2 separate regions of the Homo sapiens genome follow, and region 1 is linked to region 2. A link is a loop called in an ENCODE intact Hi-C map of the cell type or tissue named here. Cell type or tissue: breast epithelium. All regions are shown on one strand. Each heading gives the region's core, and the rest is flanking DNA. Links, peaks and the distances in the headings are about the cores only.

Region 1 (9,174 bases), core at 2,317-4,816, 54 kb before region 2:
TGCCTCTGGTTAGTGGAGCAGATTTTATCAGTTGGTGCAATGTGTCCTTTCATACACACAAAGGCTTCAAGGAGATGCTTCCATAACACACTGCCTCCTCCCTAAACCACTCAAGGTCAGTATAGACTCAGTTGCCTGCACTTGGCCTTTCAGCCCAGCAGGTTAGGGAGGTACAGTATACTCAAGAGGCCAAGGTGGATTATCCAAGACATAAAGAGAAGCAGCAGCAACGACTCTGAATGTGAAAAGGGGACATATCTACGTCAGGGCCTTCCTTCAGGTCAGTGTGATCTGTTACAAATCCCTGTCACTTCCTCTCTGGGCCTGTGTGCCTCCGTCTCCAGGAACCTATTCCTCTGCAGCAATGGTATTAGCAAGCAGATACGCCCACAGGTGATGAGGTCCTTGCCTCGGCCAACCTCTCTACAGGAAACAGCTGCAGTGGCTTTCCTGAATCACAGCTTCTGACTTAGATAAACTGGACCTGGAGGCCACTTGCTCTGAGGTCACCACATCGAATGCAGTGACTTCTGTGTCGTTCGGTGAACCAAAATCTAAGCATCCATTGCGGTGAACACATACCCAGAAACAAGCCTCCGAAGAGAAGCACGGAAGGCACAGCTGTCACGCCGCTCACAGCAAAGACAGAGGACACCTCAGAAGCAGGCAGTGCCCATTCTTAGCCATTGCCATGCACAAGGACCACTTATGGCTGTGGTTAGAATTTGAGCTAATTTGTTTTTATCTTTTAAAGGGACTGGGGAGGTAAACTTCATTTCTGAAATTCTCAAGTGGTAAAACTGACACTACAGACTTGGGCAGAGAGGCATGAATATTAGTACAGTAGACAGCTACCAAGACAAAGGTCCTCTCCCTCCCACAGGAGAATCCCTAGACAGAACCCATGTCATACCAGCTCATCCTCCACTTTCAGTCACGACACATTCCTGTTAAAGGTGATAAAAACTTAATGTACAGAAGTTCAACACTGGGTTTACATGTTCCAAAGAACTAAAAATGTGTACAATTTCTAGTTATAAAATGTATATTTTTATATCCAACTGTTATGGAATGCACACTTTTAAAACACATCAAGAATAACTGAAATGTAGGCCAGGCGCGGTGGTTCACGCCTGTAATCCCAGCACTTTCAGAGGCCGAGGCGGGTGGATCACCTGAGGTCAGGAGTTCCAGACCAGCCTGACCAATATGATGAAACACTATCTCTACTAAAAATACAAAAATTAGCTGGGCGTGGTGGCGTGCACCTGTAATCCCAGCTACTAGGAAGGCTGAGACAGGAGAATCACTGGAACCAGGGCGGTGAAGGTTGCAGTGAGCCAAGATCGCGCCACTGCACTCCAGCCTGGGCAACGAGAGCGAAATTCCATCTCTAAATAAATAAATAGATAAATAAATGAAATGTACAGTTTTGTCTACAGTAATAAACAACAGTTTTGTCAGCAGTAGTACCATCTCTAATCGGTAAAATAAATTATTACTACCATTATTAACTGTAAGGAGATATCAATGGTCATTTCATACAGATTAGGGCAGAAATGAGTGATGTAGATTTTAATGAGGTTTTGTCTGTTTTCTTGTAAGGCACTAGCTGCCTTCTGTCGATGACGGGCCTGTAGTAAGCTGTATACCTAGCGAATGGACCCATGAACTCTTTCCCAGTATTTGAGTTCCCAGGATATTCTGATAATAATTTTCATTTCATATTTTACTGATCTTTTCTCAATTCTCTCTCACTCCCTCCTATCACTTGGACAATGTAGTCTTGGAATTTGGGATATGTTTAATTTTCACCCCTTTGTGCACTGAGTAGATCAGCTTATATTCTTTTTCTTTTTTTTTTTTTTCTTAGACAGAGTCTCGCTCTTGTTGCCCAGGCTGGAGGGCAATGGCGTGATCTCGGCTCACTGCAACCTCCGCCTCCCAGGTTCAAGCAATTCTCCCGCCTCAGCCTCCCGAATAGCTGGGATTACAGGCATGCACCATCAAGCCTGGCTAATTTTGTATTTTTAGTAGAGACAGGGTTTTTCCATGTTGGTCAGGCTGGTCTCGAACTCCCGACCTCAGGTGATCCACCCACCTCAGCCTCCCAAAGTGCTGGGATTACAGGCAGATCACCTTATATTCTATAACTGGTCTAGTTGACCATGAGTCACTTAACTGTGTCCATCATTGTCTCAGTTGTCTGGCTGTTAGTATCAGCACTTAGAACATTTTACCATTTCTGTTCATTTTTAGAAACTAATATAAATAAATGCACCACAGTCTTCAAATAGTTGTGCAAATAAACACTGCTTAGCAAAGTGCAACTGTTGATTATTGTGCTTGACTGTAATGAAGTATTAGAATGTTTGTTCATCAGCTGATGCATGGAAGTCCCAATTAGGCCTAGAAAAGGTAGTTTGAGGATATCTATCTTTTAATATTTGAAAGTGCTGATTGCATGAAAGTCACACTGTCAAGTTGTGGAGAACTCATAAATAGCTAGCATTATAAACTTTAACTTGCTTTCTAGGTCTCAGTTCCCTCTTCTACAAGATGACCAAATAATCTTTATGATCTTTAAGATGCTTTCCAATATGATCATGTGATTCTACTTGGGCTACTCAGATCCTTACAAAGAAACTGAGTTTTCTTACTTCCACTGTAATTTGAACTGGCTTATATTACCTATCTCATTTTTTTCAGCTCAGGTAAGAACTGGAAATTATTTTTTTTACCTTCCTCTTAACTTGAATAATTAAAAGCAGCTTGCAGCAGAATATAAAGTTATGATAAAAATTAGCCAGATGCAGTGGCTCCCACCTGTAATCCTAGCACTTTGGGAGGCCAAGATGGGTGGATCGCCTGAGGTCAGGAGTTCAAGACCAGCCTGGCCAATATGGTGGAACCCCATCTCTACTAAAAATACAAAAATTAGCCGGGTGTGATGGTGGGAACCTTTATTCCTAGCTACTCCGGAGGCTGAGGCAGGAGAATCGCTTGAACCTGAGAGATGGAGGTTGTAGTGAGCCAAGATCACGCCACTGCACTCCAGCCTGGGCAACAGAGCGAGACTCTGTCTCAAAAAAAATAGATAAAATAAAATAATAAATAAATAAAGTCATGATAAAAAATAAAAACAAAGAGTCCCAAGTAGGGAAACAGAAATAAGAGTGGAAAATCAGAACCATACAACAGTATCGCAAATACATAGACGATTAGGGGCCTGTTGATGTTTTGCAGTGTAGGCAGGTCAAGAGCAGCTGGGACACTGATGAGGGAGGGGGGAGCTGTCAAACCCCACCCACTGTCTCCCAGGAAAAGTTTCTCACAGTTTTCTCAAAACAACTGCTCTCACAGGGAAAAAAAAAAAAAAAAAAAAAATATATATATATATATATATATATATATATATATATATATATATATATCTCCCCATGGCCACAGAGCAGGCAAATGAAAGTGAAACAACGTGTGCATATGAAACTCTGTCGCCCAGGCTGGAATGCAGCAGCACGATCTCGGCTCACTGCAACCTCCGCCTCCCTGGTTCAAGCGATTCTCCTGCCTCAGCCTCCTGAGTAGCTGGGATTACAGGCGCACGTCACCATGCCTGGCTAATTTTTTTGTATTTTTAGCAGAGACGGGGTTTCATCATGTTGGTCAGGCTGGTCTCAAACTTCTGACCTTGTGATCCGCCCGCCTCGGCCTCCCAAAGTGCTGGGATTACAGGCGTGAGCCACCGCGCCCGGCCTCCTCATCCATTTTGTGTCTTCTATTCCCTGTCAAGCCCCCAGGCAGATGGTTCCTCCTCCCCGCAACAGCCAATTCATTTACAACCATAGCAGCACCCAGGCAGAAGGGCAGAAGATGGCTTAGCCTTGACTGGAAACAAAAGGGAGCTCCCAGAGTTCCTACTGAAAGAAGCGGAAACCTTAATATAGCCATTTCCTGAGACCTACTTCCATCTTTGCATTTATTCTGTATCACCTATGGCACTGTTGATGCTCTAACATTCCTAATATTAGGAAAACGTAGGCTAAAAATGATTTTTTAAAAAACCAGAAAATTCTGATTGATTTTTAAGGAAAATCACTTCAAACTTTACGGGCTCGTGTATTTACATGAAGATCAGAGAAAAAAGGTGATTATTCTTACAAAAGTATTCTGAGACCTTAGGAATGAAAACACAGTAGGATTAACCTTTCACCAAGAGTAGACTTTAGTTAGAATTTTCTACTTGACCTAATAAATAATCAATAAACTTGAGCTATTTCTAGGGTATACGCACGCATCCTTCTGAACACATGCTGATGCTCCAAGTCATGTAACAAAGCCTGCTTCCTGGACATGTGGGGTATTGGACAGAGGCAAAGCCATGTGGAAAAACATCTCACAGGTGACTAGTTGCTACCTTATCACAAAGTATGGCCTCATCATTGCATAGCAAATGCATAGCAAAGCAGACTCAACATCAATTCTGGGTCACTGTGATAAGTAGATGTGAAAGGCACCTAATAAGAACTCAGTCAGTATTTGGTTGCTATTAATATCGTTATTGTTAAAGAAAAATCAAACGGAGGCCACAGTGTGGGCATATCCTTAGGCCAACCACCCATAGCCACATAAGAGAAACTTCAGCTATCCTGACTTCTCTAAAATGCTGGCTCTGGCCATAAACGAAACTTAAGCTCTCTGTCCTTGTCAGCATGATAAAAGTGAACCAACCATCTACAAGCAAATAAGCTTTTACAGCTCTGCTTGCCCTGAAAGGAATGTAAGATTATAATAACAGCAACAGAGATTAATGTACTTCTTCATTTATGCTTTATAAGTTGCTGTGAGCCAAGCTTCTTACCACTATCTGTTTGAAGACTCCTGGTTTGGCCAGGTGCTATGGCTCATGCCTGTAATCCCACCACTGTGGCAGGTCAAGGTGGGTGGATTGCTTGAGCTCAGGAGTTTGAGACCAGCTTGGGCAACATAGCGAGACACCATCTCTACAAAAAATATAAATATATAAAAAGTAGCCAGGCAAGGTAGCATGCACCTGTGGTCCCAGCTACTGCCAGCTGAGGAAAGAGGATCACTTGAGCCCAGGAGGTCAAGGCTGCAGTGAGCTGTGTTTCTACCACTGCACTCCAACCTGGCTGACAAGGTGAGACTCCGTCTCAAAAAAAAAAAAAGAAGTCTCCTGGTTTGTGAATTAATTTTTGGTATGCACGATAAACAAAAAATTTGCTAACTTGCCCTGATTTCATTTTTGACATTATCACTGATATTATTAAACATGATTTTAAATATAGTTATCTTTGAGCCAATTAGGAATATTTACTAGGTAAAATTGTTTGTTACTGAGATAACACTTTCCCAGTTACATGACAGTGTCTAAAACATTACACATTGGCACTAGGGTACAATATTTTTCATTAGAGGACATAAAATACTGACAGAGTAGTATAGCCATGCCACTGGACACAAAGTCCTGGCTTTGGCCACAGTTGTATTTTTATCATCTTGCATTTTTTCTGATCCTTTTGGTGTATTTTTAATGTTTTTTAATGTTTGAAATGAAAAAGCCATATAAAAATATAAACTTTAGTTTCAACTCGTTTTCACCAATAGCCACATATGACACCCATAAAAACAAAAAGCATATACCTGTACATATCTTGACAGTCGTTAATATATTCTTGAAAATAACAGTATATTGAGGGAAGGCTAGTAAATCTGGGGACTGTACAGGAAAATCGCAAGAAAACTGCATGTTCCAAGGCACTGAGCACCAAAGTACAGCAGCCCTGCACTCACTCGTTCAACAAACAAGGGTGATGCTAAGCACTGCAGATTCACGGAGAATGTGATATAGCCATGAAAACTGTGCCAAACTGTAAACACGTCTCACATACACAGAATGAAAGCTACAGACTACTAAATGCCATAGAGAATGCCATGAAGTGCCCTGCAAATCCAAGAACTCATACCTGAGATAATCAGAGAGTTCTATCAAAGAGGTAAACTTCTGTGCAGGTGGGTTGGGTGGGTGGGGAAAAGGGAGAGCATTTTAGAGCAGAGGAAAGAGCATGAGGAAAGTCACTGCGGTCAAGGCAACCTGGACAAGGCCACGTTCCATATGAACTCTGCTCAGGACTGTGGGGCATTTGAAAGGCTTTGCAAAAGACTGCTGAGGAGAAAAGAAAGACGACACACCTGCATCCAAGAAACAGTACAGAAAGGGAGACGAAAACACACCCAGAGAGCAAACAGATAGATGTTTTCAGCTTTAGTAAAAACAAAAGCACAATACACAATTCAGGAAATGAAAAACAGCACATCGTGAGAGCAAGTTAGTTAGTAGGAAATTCACATGAATAATTTTTTAAAAAGATAACTCTACCTGAATCTAGTGGAAAAAATCCAAACTATTTTATTCTATATAATCTATAGGTCTATTAAAACAACATCCATAAAAGTTGGGTTTTACTTTTGAATCAGTGAACTCATTATTTTTTCATTCTATGTTTCTCTTTCTCAATATAACCAAGTTTCCATCCAGAAACAGAAAAAGGACAAAAATATACAATTATCTATTTTAAAATCTGCTTTAAGTTTTCAAATCTACTATTTTAATAGATTTTCCCTAAAAGTCTAATTGTTCTACCAAAAATATGAAAAGATGGCATTACCACCTAAACTTGATGCTTTCCCAGAAGCCTTTCTTCACAGTAATTTGTGGTCTCTGGATGAGTTACAAAATCACTCCTAACAGCAAATAGGCACTTTACAGCCAATCATTTCTAAAATTTATAGGATTTTAGCCAACGTAAGAACATTAGACAGGCAGTAATGGAATGTGACCACTAGAAGGAAGAAACCAACATACTGTTTTTGGCCACAACACAATGGTATATCCTGAATGCTCAAGTGAATGAACTCATGAACTATTAGAACAAATAAAAGCTTGGTGAAGGGAATTAACTTACAATTTTGAGAAATCAACAGCTTAAATCCCAGCAATTACCAACAGTAAATAGCGAATAATGAAAAACATCCTTTACAATAACAAATACATAAAGGGGCCTATGTGAAACAAGTCACAAGACTTTATAAGAAACCACAAAAGAAAATTGGAATTTAAAAAGGAGATATTCCTTCTATGTGAAGATTGAATAGTATAAAATGCCGCTCTACCCAAATTATTTTCCTGGAATTCACAGTGAAAAGGTCTGCAGAAGAAAGAGGAAAATAAGGGGAACGACTTGTGAAAATGATTCCCAAGTTCGTTTGAAAGATTAAACAATTGACAGGAGCCAGGAATTTTTCTTAAAAAGGACAATGAGAGCCACAATAATGAAAACTAACACAAGACTTGACACAGCAAACAAACTCTGATATTTTAATTCTTTCTCACTCTCCATATATATATATATACATATTACATATATATTTACACATACACACACACATACATATATAATCTCATAAACCAATGTAGAAGGAATAAATTACATACAAAATAGTGTTGAAAAACTATTTGGGTAAAAAAAAAAAAGAAGTGATATTTACTTCCTGTCATGTGCCAAAATAGAATATACAGAGTTTTGTTACCTGTTTAAAAAGAAAAACAAATAAAAAATACTGGTAATTCTTTAACTGATTTTGTGTGAGGAATGACTGTTTTACAAAAGAAATTTAAAAGAAGTAAACAAAACCAAATGAAAGATACATACATTTGACCACATGAAAATTTAAAACTTCTGATGTTTACAAACATCAAAAACTTGCAAGGGTGAAAAAGAAATTGTGGGAAATATCTGCAGTGCATGAGGAAACACACGCATATATTTTCTTTCAAAAACTAATCTGAAAAAATAGGAAGAATGAATAAGACCTACTATTTGATAGCACAATAGGGTGAATATAGTCAGTAACAATTGTACATTTTAAAATAAAGGGTGTAATTGGATTGTTTGTAACTCAAGGATAAATGATTGAGGGGATGCATACCCCATTCTCCATGCTGTGCTTATTTCACATTGCATGCCTGTATCAAAACATCTCATGTACCCCATAAATATAAACACCTACTATGTACCCATAATTTTTAAAATTAAAAATTAAAAATAAATTTTAAAAAATCTGGACTTTTGAAAATAGGTTATCTGACCATAGGTTTATGAGATCCACATATGTAAAGAAAAGTCTTTGGTTTTAGAAACACTTTGAAAAGACTCATAGCTTCTAGTTTATATGGGTATAAAATAAAGTCACCGAGACTTTTAAAATCCATCAGACTGCCATGTCTCTGTTCTTCCAGAAAAAAAGGCTGTCTTATTTTATAACCCTGAAGTGATATATTTAGAACTAAGGTTTTTTTTTTCTCCTTTCTGTTTTTACCAAAAGCCAATCTTACCTTTCAGTTTATTTGTCAGATACTTTTAGTATCTGAAAAATAAAAATAAAACACAATAGGAAAAAATCCAGCTGAGAATTAATGGTTCCACTAGATTTATACCTCTGCAAATTTTCCTATTAAGTCTTAAGAGAGCTCTGTGCTGAAGAAACAGGTCCACTGCTCCTCTGAGTCTGCACTAGAAAGACAGTGGGCAAGTGGGGAGGCACCTCAGATTCAGCACAGGCTTAACAATAAAATCTATTCCTCTCTCTTCCCCTCTATACAAAGCAAAATATCCAACTCAGACGTACAAAAAGAACGGAATTAAAAGCACAGGTATCACTATCTACTACACATATCGTCCTGCTACTTGACAATATGACTAAATTAAAATGAGGCCTATGTTTACATATCAAATGTTAATAATTTTTCACTTTCCAATTGGCTAAATGTTTTATACCTTTTGATTACTGGTCACACAATTTCTCCAAAAACTTAAATCTCCAGTAATAGTGAAAAACTCATTTATGACACTCTTACACACTGAATCATCCAATAAAACTTGATTTCACCAAACAGCAGTGATAAAGTATTACAGAAAACTGATTTACATTACAACTAATTGCTAATTGCTCAATAACATGTTAATATTCACCTAAGAATATTTGTTCCCAAAAAAAGAGCTTGAAACAGTTTCTATCTGAATGATAAGTCTAACTAATCAATTCTACATTTCAATATTGGTAAAAAAACAAATAACATCAATATGTAAGTGC
Region 2 (9,174 bases), core at 2,840-5,339:
CATGGTGGTGTGTGCCTGTGATCCCAGTTACTGGAGAAGCTGAGGTGGGAGGTGGAAGGCTGGAAGGAGGTGGAGGCTACAGTGACCCATGATTGTGCCACTGCACTCCAGCTTAGGGGACAGAGTGAGAACCTGTCTCAAAACAAACAAACCAAAGATTAACACAGTGCTGCCATTCTAGAATTATTTAAAGCCACCCCCAGGGGGATAAAAGGGAAATACTACCAACTAAGGTTGAGCTCATCAACCAATCACAGGTCATCAAAATAGGAGTATGTCAACCTAGAATTTTTGTCCTTCAAGTAGAAAAACTGAGCTACTTTCTACATTTAGCACATTCTGCTTTAAAAATTCCTATATTATTTAATATAGGCTGTCTTGTTTTCTAACTTTGAAAATTTAGAAATAAACATATTGTGCATTTTAAGTTGTCAATTTAAAACAGATACCCAAATTGCTGTGATCTTTTCTGCCATGGAGTTTGCAATCTCAGAGGTAACTTAAATGCAGTCTGTGAGATACCATGGTTTCTGTCCACAGAACCTGCCAGCTTTGTACAAAAAGTGAACTACCTACCTAGAGAAACCTCTGTATCAGGAAGCATGAGTTGTCAAGCATTACTGTTTCCCTCACACACACAGTCACTTGCCATAGTAGTCGGTACAAAACAGATAAATGGGGGTAAAATGTCATTGACTTAAGACTTTTGTTGAAGGGTATGGATATCAAAATATACCAAAAATCAACTTTCCTGTAGTTTCAGGAAATGTAATACACAGCAAGCTATTTCTTATTTCTGTCCAAAACTATTTTACACTTTAAAACACCATTATTTAATATAAATATTGAAAATTTTACACTCTCTAACTAGCTTTTGAAAAGAACCATGAACACAAAAGAGTGGAATTCCTTCTGTTTTGGATTTTCTCTGGTGCAAGAATTCAAACTGAGGCAGGAGAATAGGGTTTGGAGGCAGGGAACCTAAGGCCAATTCACACTGACTTCCTACAACTAAATCAAAAGGAAAACCCCAACTTTCCATGCCCAAGTAACAAAAGAACCAGAGGCTACTCCTCCCTGCTCTTCTCCATGTGGCAGATGAAAAATTGAAAGTATCTCTGATTGGTCCCCTCCTGCAACAAATCAGACTGGTCACAGGCCAAGTCTTCATTTGCACTGGAGTATAACCTTGTAACTTCACTTCAGCCTCTGATTAGTCCCCTCCTGCAACCAATCAGACTGGTCACAGGCCAAGTCTTCATTTGCATAGGAGTGTAACTTTGTAACTTCACTTCAGCCTCTCATTAGTCCCTTTCCGCAACCAATCAGACTGGTCGTGGACCACTACTTCATTTACACAGAGTGTACACCAAGTAACCAGTGGGAACCCTCTAGAGGGTATTTAAACCCCAGAAAATTCTGTAACTGGGCTCTTGAGCCACTTGCTCATGCCCCTTTCCATTCTGTGGCATGTACTTTCAAAATCTGTGGTTTTCTTTCATTGCTTTGTTTGTGCGTTTTGTCTAATTCTTTGTTCAAAACGCCAAGAACCTGGACACCTTCCTCCAGTAACAAAACCAGTGCCTGATTTGGCAAATAAACAAGCAATTCTATTATTTCCAGTCTTTGGAGCACTGGTAGAAAGCATAGAGTACTCAAACTTCTAAGCATTAAAACTCAAATGTAATCCCTTGAGTTTTGGCTTAAATCTGGAATTTGATTCATGTTACATGTTAAGTGTGTCATCAAAATATTTTATTAACATTTTCTTCCATTTTAAAAAATATTTCAGTTATCAATGCTAAAATCAATCATCAAAATTCTCCCACTCTAAGGGCATGCTGATTGTGAAGAAAGTGTAGTAAATGTAGGAGTAATATTCTTAATGATTCTAATGTTGAGAGCTGAATATCTTAGAAATTCAACCTAGAATAAATGACTTGATCTACAGCTATATATGTTTACAACAGCCCTAAAATTTGCAACATTTTCATGATGGAGAAACCAGACTCAAAAACTGGGTTGCTTAAAATCAGAATCAATGAAGTGATGGCAAAGACTGAACAATAGCTGTTTCCTCTCACCTATGTCTTAAAAAGCCAGTGGAGAGGTATTTTTTCTAATTCTCTGTCTTTTAAGAGCATTTTCTTGAGCTCCATGAGAAGAATGGAAGCTGCATGAGAGCAGGGATTTTGTCCCCAGTCCGCACCTCCATATACTGCCAGCACCTACAACAGTGCCCAGCACGTACATATACTTGTTGAATGAATGGGAGAATCCAACCACATATATTCAAAACCACAGATCACGGCTGTGTTCTAGAACAGTTCTCATCAAACTCAGTAGCATTAGAAAGTATATTTGGTGATTCGTACAGTGCACAAGTGAGAAGAACAACCTGGACTTCACAATGAGGTATCAAACGAGGTGCTCCAGAAAGAAGTGATGATCCCAAGTGTTCTGATAGTGATTCCCTCTTGGAAAGCAGGAGGGATTGGTGTTTGGGAGAGGCTCAATGCTTATGTAATGTTCTTTTTTGACTAGGATGGTCAGGGTATTTGCTTTGTAATAATTTACTGAGGTTAAAAAAGAAGAAGAAGAAGAAGTCACTTCAAGCTATTGACTACAAACATCAAAAGAAGTAGACAGCAAGATCTCAGGGCAGATGGTTGGACAAAACATGAAAGATGATCACTGGACTCAGCACAGTGGGAAAGCAAGACCCAGAGGAGATCTTTGTCACCCAGTCCTGGCTGTGACGTTGCCAACGAGCAACATGGGAACAAACATGTTGGATGCAGTGACACTCCCTGGATAAATATGAGGAGGGCTCTGGGAACAAGGCAGCTGGGAGGAAGGAAGATGACAGAAGGGAGAGGAAAAGAGAAAATATTACAGGAGAACATGACAGATACCTGCACTACCTTAATAATAATCAGAGGCCTCTGTGACTGTTTTCCTCATCCCCAGCCTCTGTCTTCAGTAGAGTGAACAGCTTTAAATTTCCCAAGTGTGGCCACAAAGATGAGTCATCTCTTGAAAAAAACAACTGGAGCCACATGGGGCTGGAGTAATTTGAAGAAGAGCTCCGCATCTTAAGGAATTCCCCGTGTGTACTAACAGTGTTTTTCTGGAAGAGGGTGACATCCAACCATTCAAATAAACAGAGCTATTTCTGATACAGAATTTGTGGCATTCTATGAGGTCCTCCAAGGGAGCAGCATCGACAGAAAGTAGGCCAACTCTCTAAGATTCTTTCTGTGGGACGGGGAAGGGCTATGAGGTGGGAGAAAGCATGAAGGAACAGCAGCCCGAATGTCCCCTCATTGGGCTCGCACCAGGCCAGGGGCAGGCTAATTTCAGGGACACGGGAGAGCAAGAGGAAACAGGCAATGGAAAAATGGCCACTCTCAGTGCCAAAAAGAGAATCAGGATAAAAAGAGGAAACAGTGCGGCCGGGAAGGAACAGGCTGTGGGATGGGCTGAGGACACCTCCGTGAGCAGTTCTGAGCACTAGAACAGGATGATAACACGGACCACTCCACCATTTCTCTTCTCTCTTCCCCACTAGCACCACTGCCACCTCTGACACAAGGTCCACAGCAAATGTCTACAGCCCAGTTCCCCACAAACAGAGCTGAGAAGCCAAGTCAGGCAAAGGAATGCCTCGGGCTCAACATGCAAAATCAAATCTGAACACTATATCACACCCGGGAAATTTGCTTTGCTTTGGAAAGAATCAACACCAAAACCAAATTGAACTTGTCTGGCTCTTTACCTAAAGAGCTAACCAGGCTACCAGTAAAGCTGGAGCTAACAGGCAGCCCTCAACAGAGCCAAGCCACGGGGCAATGGCCATGCTCTGTGCTCCACAGGCGGCCAGGCCTGGGGCCACAAGTGCAGCGAGTCTTCCTGTATTAGGTCTGATGAGGTCAGGCTTTCTGCACTACGGGTTCAGAGGCGAACATGCCCCGGGAGGAGTTTCTCACTCTCAGAAAGATTCTGCAGTGGCACCAAAATTAACATGGAAATTATTTAACATATAGAAACTGTTCTCTCTCACACACATACACACATGCCAACATATGTGTTACATACATAATAATAAAGTATACATTATGCATGTTCTATATACATAATTATATGGTATTAATGTATTTGGTACCCATATCATACATGTATTTTATAAATCGCATTGAATATAATTATGTATATAATACACACACACTCATACACATATACGTAATTTATTTCTACATACAGAGTGATAGAGCATGGGTAGTAAAACACACTTTATATTCTGAATAGAAGTACAGATTGGTCAGGCACAGTGGCTCACACCTATGATCCTAGCAGTCTGGGAGACCGAGGCAGGCAAATCACTTCAGCCCAGGAGTTAACAGTCTGGGCAACATGTAGAAACCCCCTCTCTACAAATAACACAAAAATTAGCCGGGCATGGTGACATGCAACTGTAGTCCCAGCTACTTGGGAGGCTGAGGCAGGAGGATCACTTGAGCCCAGAAGGTCAAGGCTGAGGTGAGCCAAGATCACACCCCTGCACTCCAGCCTGGGTGACAAAGTGAGACTCTGTCTCCAAAAAAAAGTAAAAACTTAGTGCCCTTATGATAAGCACCACAGGATACTATAAGGAAACATGGACAGTCAGATTATAATTCTATCTAGGAACAAGGGGTCAGTGTTGACCCCACTGACAACAATCAATCCAATGTTCAATTTAGAGTGTACTAAATGCAAGCCTATGAATTAAAGTGTCTGGAAATCAAGTATTTAGAAGATGAGCGAAAAAGGTTACCTTTATCCTGGAGAAAGAGACATAAGAAGGGAACAGCTATCACATGTGAAATGTTATGATGCAAACAGAGGAAGTGTTCTAGGCAGGTGTATGAGACCGTGGGTGGGAAGGACAGAGCAAAGTGAAGAACCATATTCTCCACAGGTATGAACTTTCTTAACAATTGGGACAAACAACTGGAGAGAAGAAGCCCCGTGCAAAGAAGCAGCACCCAAGACTGAGGAATTCCAGGGAATGCCGCGAGGCCTCTCAGGAGTGCTGAGGGTGACTGCTAGCTGGGCTTCATGGCCCCTTACTACCCACAGAGATAACATCACTGAGACAGACACTGAAACTTGACCTAAATGGTTTGATTGACATTTCAAGAGATATGAACGCCTTCTCTACCTGCCCTAAAGCTGCTGATATGGAACTGCTAATGGAGAGATTTGAAAAGCAGTCTTGCCTGAAGAGAGAATGCACTTGCTGATGCAGCCTTACATTCAAGGAATAACTGCGAGCACCCACCATGTGCAAAGATGAGTCCCCCATGGTCCTCCGTGTCCTCCTACACGCTTTACGAGTCTCTCAAAAGTAGCTGAGAACAGCATTTTGCTCACAAAGGTATAATACACATTAAGAAAAATGTTCAGAGGACTTAAAATGTCTATTCTCCTCAAGAACCAAACCCCACTCTTCTCAGCACAGGCCTCATCCTCCGGCAGCTGGTGTTCCCCCATCAGTCTCTCTAGATCCTGCCTTCCTCCCCTTCTCCCTCTGGACTCCTCCTCCAGCTTATTGCTCCCCTCGGTCGCCTCCTGGACACTGCTCCCTTTGGCCTCTTCCGTCACTGCATCCGATGCTTCTCACCCTGACTGCTTCTGCACCTCAGACAGATCAGGCTCCTGTCAGCCTCTCCCTCTCCAACCTGTGGCCTTTTCTTTCTCGCTTCAAGTCTCTTGAAATCTGTATTTGTTGCCTGCCCCCTTTGCTGTCACTTTTTCTCCTTGCTACCTGGCTTCTTAGAGCCAGGCACATGGAAGGCACTCCACACATGCTGGAGCCAGGATCCTTAACAAAACGTTAGAGGTTGAGTGAGAAGCTGACTTGGGGTGGGGGTGACGACTGAGTTTGTTTCAGACACATTGAGTTCCAGGTGATGGCAGGCCATGCAGATGAACATGTTAAGCAATGCTTGAGAGAGGCCCATGCCAGTGATCACCGGAGTCGAAAGGCCACGGAGGGAGGCTCTGGGGAGAAGACAGAAGCGCTGAGAGGAGGAAGACCCACCAAGGACCACAGAGCTCAGCTCTTCACATCACAGAAGAGGAGGGAGAACATTTCAAGAAGGTGAAATGAGAACACTAGTCAGGGTGTGAAATGCCACAGATGAGTTGAAGGGGATGGAAGACAGTAAACAAGGTGAGGGAGTGTTAATGTAATCACCAGAAGGCGACTGGTGATCTCTGAAAAGTAGTTCCAGTGATAAATAACATATAAAACATAAGCACTATTTATGATCTATATGCAGAAATCTCAAATAAAATGTTAACAAACAGAACCCAGAAGCCATGGAAGAACACTGCACGACAGCCAGAGCAGGTGGTGGATTGCAGGCACACACCCCATAATTCAAGATAGGAAATCTATTTCTCTAACTTGTCCTACGATCGAAAGAGAAACAGCATACCATCAGCTCCCCAGACATTGGACCAAAGTTAAAATTCCCTCTTAAGACAAATAAACTTTTAATAAAATAGGAAGACTGTTGCCTTAATATATCCACCAAAACTCCAGAATAGTGATTTATGAGAAACCATCACCAGCACTCCATATAAGTCCAACCTCTGAATAGCAAAATGAGAATGAGCTAATGACAGAACGATCCCCCGAAATGAATTACAAATGCCTCTGAAAGCTGTAACAAGGTGCTCAATAGCATTCATGAGAGAAATGCAAATTGAAATGACAATTAGATAGTATTTTTAATGTGCAGTTTGGGAAAGATCAAATTGTTTGATAACACTATCAGTAAGGGTCTAAGAAAGAGGCATTGCTGGTAAAAACCTTTGTAGAAGATAATTTGACAATATCTATCAACATTTTAAATGCATATATCCTTTATTTCGGCAAGCAATAATTTAAACCTACATATATACCTGTTTGTATGTGTGCAAAATGATGCCTGAATGAGGATATTATATTCACTAAACAATTTGTAAAAGCTGAAGACAGGAAACAAATTTTTATTGATTGGGGACTGGCTAAGTAAATTAAGAATAAGGCACCTCTACATGTATTGATACATTTGATACAGGGTATCTGTGAGATATACTGTTAAAGGATAAAAACAAGAATAGTGTGAATGGTACCTGACACCTTTTAGAAATGCGATATAAATGTAGTTTATGCATATACATGCATATATAAGAAAATGTCTAAGACCAGGTAAGAGCTGAAGGACAGAGACAGGAGAGAAGCTGATTTTTCATCCTGTATGTATTTATGCCTTCTGATTTTTTTTTTTTTTTTTTGAAACAAAGTCTCGCTCTGTTGCCCAGGCTGGAGTGCAGTGGCGCAATCTCAGCTTACTGCAGCTTCCACCTCCTGGGTTCAAGCAATTCTCCTGCCTCAGCCTCCCGAGTAGCCAGGACTACAGATGCCCACCAAGACGCCTGGCTAATTTGTTTTTTTTTTTTTTTTTTTTTGAGACAGGAGTTTCACTTTTGTTGCACAGGCTGGAGTGAAATGGCACAATCTCAGCTCACTGCAACATCCACCTCCCAGGTTCAAGTGATTCTCCTATCTCAGCCTCCTGAGTAGCTGGGATTACAGGCGCATGCCAACATGCCCAGCTAATTTTTGTATTTTTAGTAGAGATGGGGTTTCTTCATATTGGTCAGGCTGGTCTCAAACTTCTGACCTTAGGTGATCTGCCTGTCTCAGCCTCCCAAAATGCTGGGATTACAGGTGTGGGCCACCATATCCTGCATTTTTTTTGAATTTTTAGTCGAGACAGGGTTTCACCATGTCAGCCAGTCTGGTCTTGAACTCCTGACCTCAAATGATCCACCTGCCTCAGCCTCCCAAACTGCTGGGATTACAGGTGTAAGCCACCGTGCCTGGCCCTTGAATGTTATACTATATGCATTGCAAGCCACTAGGCTTTATGGCCACTCTCTCCTTTATCCCTGCTGTTCAGCCAGCCTCTGTCTGGACAATATCTCTGCCATTTGGCCCTCCTTTCCACCCTCATCACAATGGACATAATGTAGAGACCCTCAGCATCTTCCTCCTGGAGAATTAAAACAGCCTTTAACCACTTTCCCTTTTAAATAACTTATCTTCTCTGATTGACGCTAGGCACCATTCCTGGACCCACCTTTCTAAAGCACCAGTTTATTAAGTTTCACAAAATCAGGGTTCCACTTAGCCTATCAAAGTGCTCCACACGGGCCCAAGCCCCTTTCTCTTCCAGGGACTAAATCGCACACTCCAGCTGATCAAAACTCGAACAGCTGCTCTTTTTTTCCCTACCACTAACCCTCAACTCCGGTGGCCTCCTTTATCAGGAATGCCCATGTCATGATTGTCTCCCTTCCCCATATGCACCGGCTAAAATGGCTCGTGGCCTTCAGCACCTACTGAAACCACCACCAACCTCAGGCGCTTCCCCTGGTGTCCGCCTGGGATGTGAATGCTCCCTCCCCTAAGCGCCATGGACCATGTGTTTCTTTTGCAACCCCTGAAATAGGCTGCCTCTCATGCCTGCTTGCTGCTGCTTCCTTCTAAGCAGCCACGGCAATGATAGGCTGCATGCCCTGCTCTGTTCCTCAGTCTCCTGAGCAGTGAGACTCCCTAGCAATACAGAGCAAGTCCTCTGGCAAGGTAACACTTTCCTTGAAATTCCAAAAATTCCTATTGCTCATTAAATGACTAAAAAGCCATCTGAATCCCTACATTTCAATGTACTTATTTTGCATGGTTGCACAGCATTCACAATGGCATTATACTGACAAGCTAGGAAGTATTAAAAATATTACATAACAGTTACTGATTCTTTTTGCCTTCTCAGTGCAGACTGGTAAAGTTTGGAGTATCAAGCACATACTCAAGACAGTCCATTTTACCACCTGTCACTTAAAAGTCATTTTCTAGAATTATTGTTTTCTTAAATGAGAGAAATGATCTGACTCCGGGTGAACACATAAGGTTAGTGATGGCTAGGAGCACTGACTAAATTGAATGGTTTCAGGTCCTCGAGAAGTGTCTACCATTTCCCAATACAAGGCAATTATGCATTTAGTTAGGATACAGTCACGTTAAAGGAGGTGATCCCTGTAGACACACAGAGAGATATCATTACTATATATTGGTTC

The links. Hi-C counts contacts between places; a loop is a spot of excess contacts. Peaks named below come from ENCODE experiments on the same cell type or tissue, not always from the same donor. Only the 100,000 strongest peaks of a DNase experiment are listed, where the experiment ranks them.
Region 1: it touches region 2 in a loop (20-fold over the local background); 1 of 110 quality-filtered maps calls a loop at or near these places.

What each region holds. Positions count from the first base shown.
Region 1 is chr6:5,335,449-5,344,622 of GRCh38, reverse strand. All of the region lies in intron 1 of FARS2 (phenylalanyl-tRNA synthetase 2, mitochondrial), which reads right to left. Among named protein-coding and RNA genes, the nearest start is that of FARS2, 79 kb to the right of the region's middle. In breast epithelium, for the core only: no CTCF peak of the experiment used is centred there; no DNase peak of the experiment used is centred there.
Region 2 is chr6:5,281,704-5,290,877 of GRCh38, reverse strand. All of the region lies in intron 1 of FARS2 (phenylalanyl-tRNA synthetase 2, mitochondrial), which reads right to left. Among named protein-coding and RNA genes, the nearest start is that of FARS2, 25 kb to the right of the region's middle. In breast epithelium, for the core only: no CTCF peak of the experiment used is centred there; no DNase peak of the experiment used is centred there; H3K4me3 peaks cover 418 bases; H3K27ac peaks cover 1,175 bases.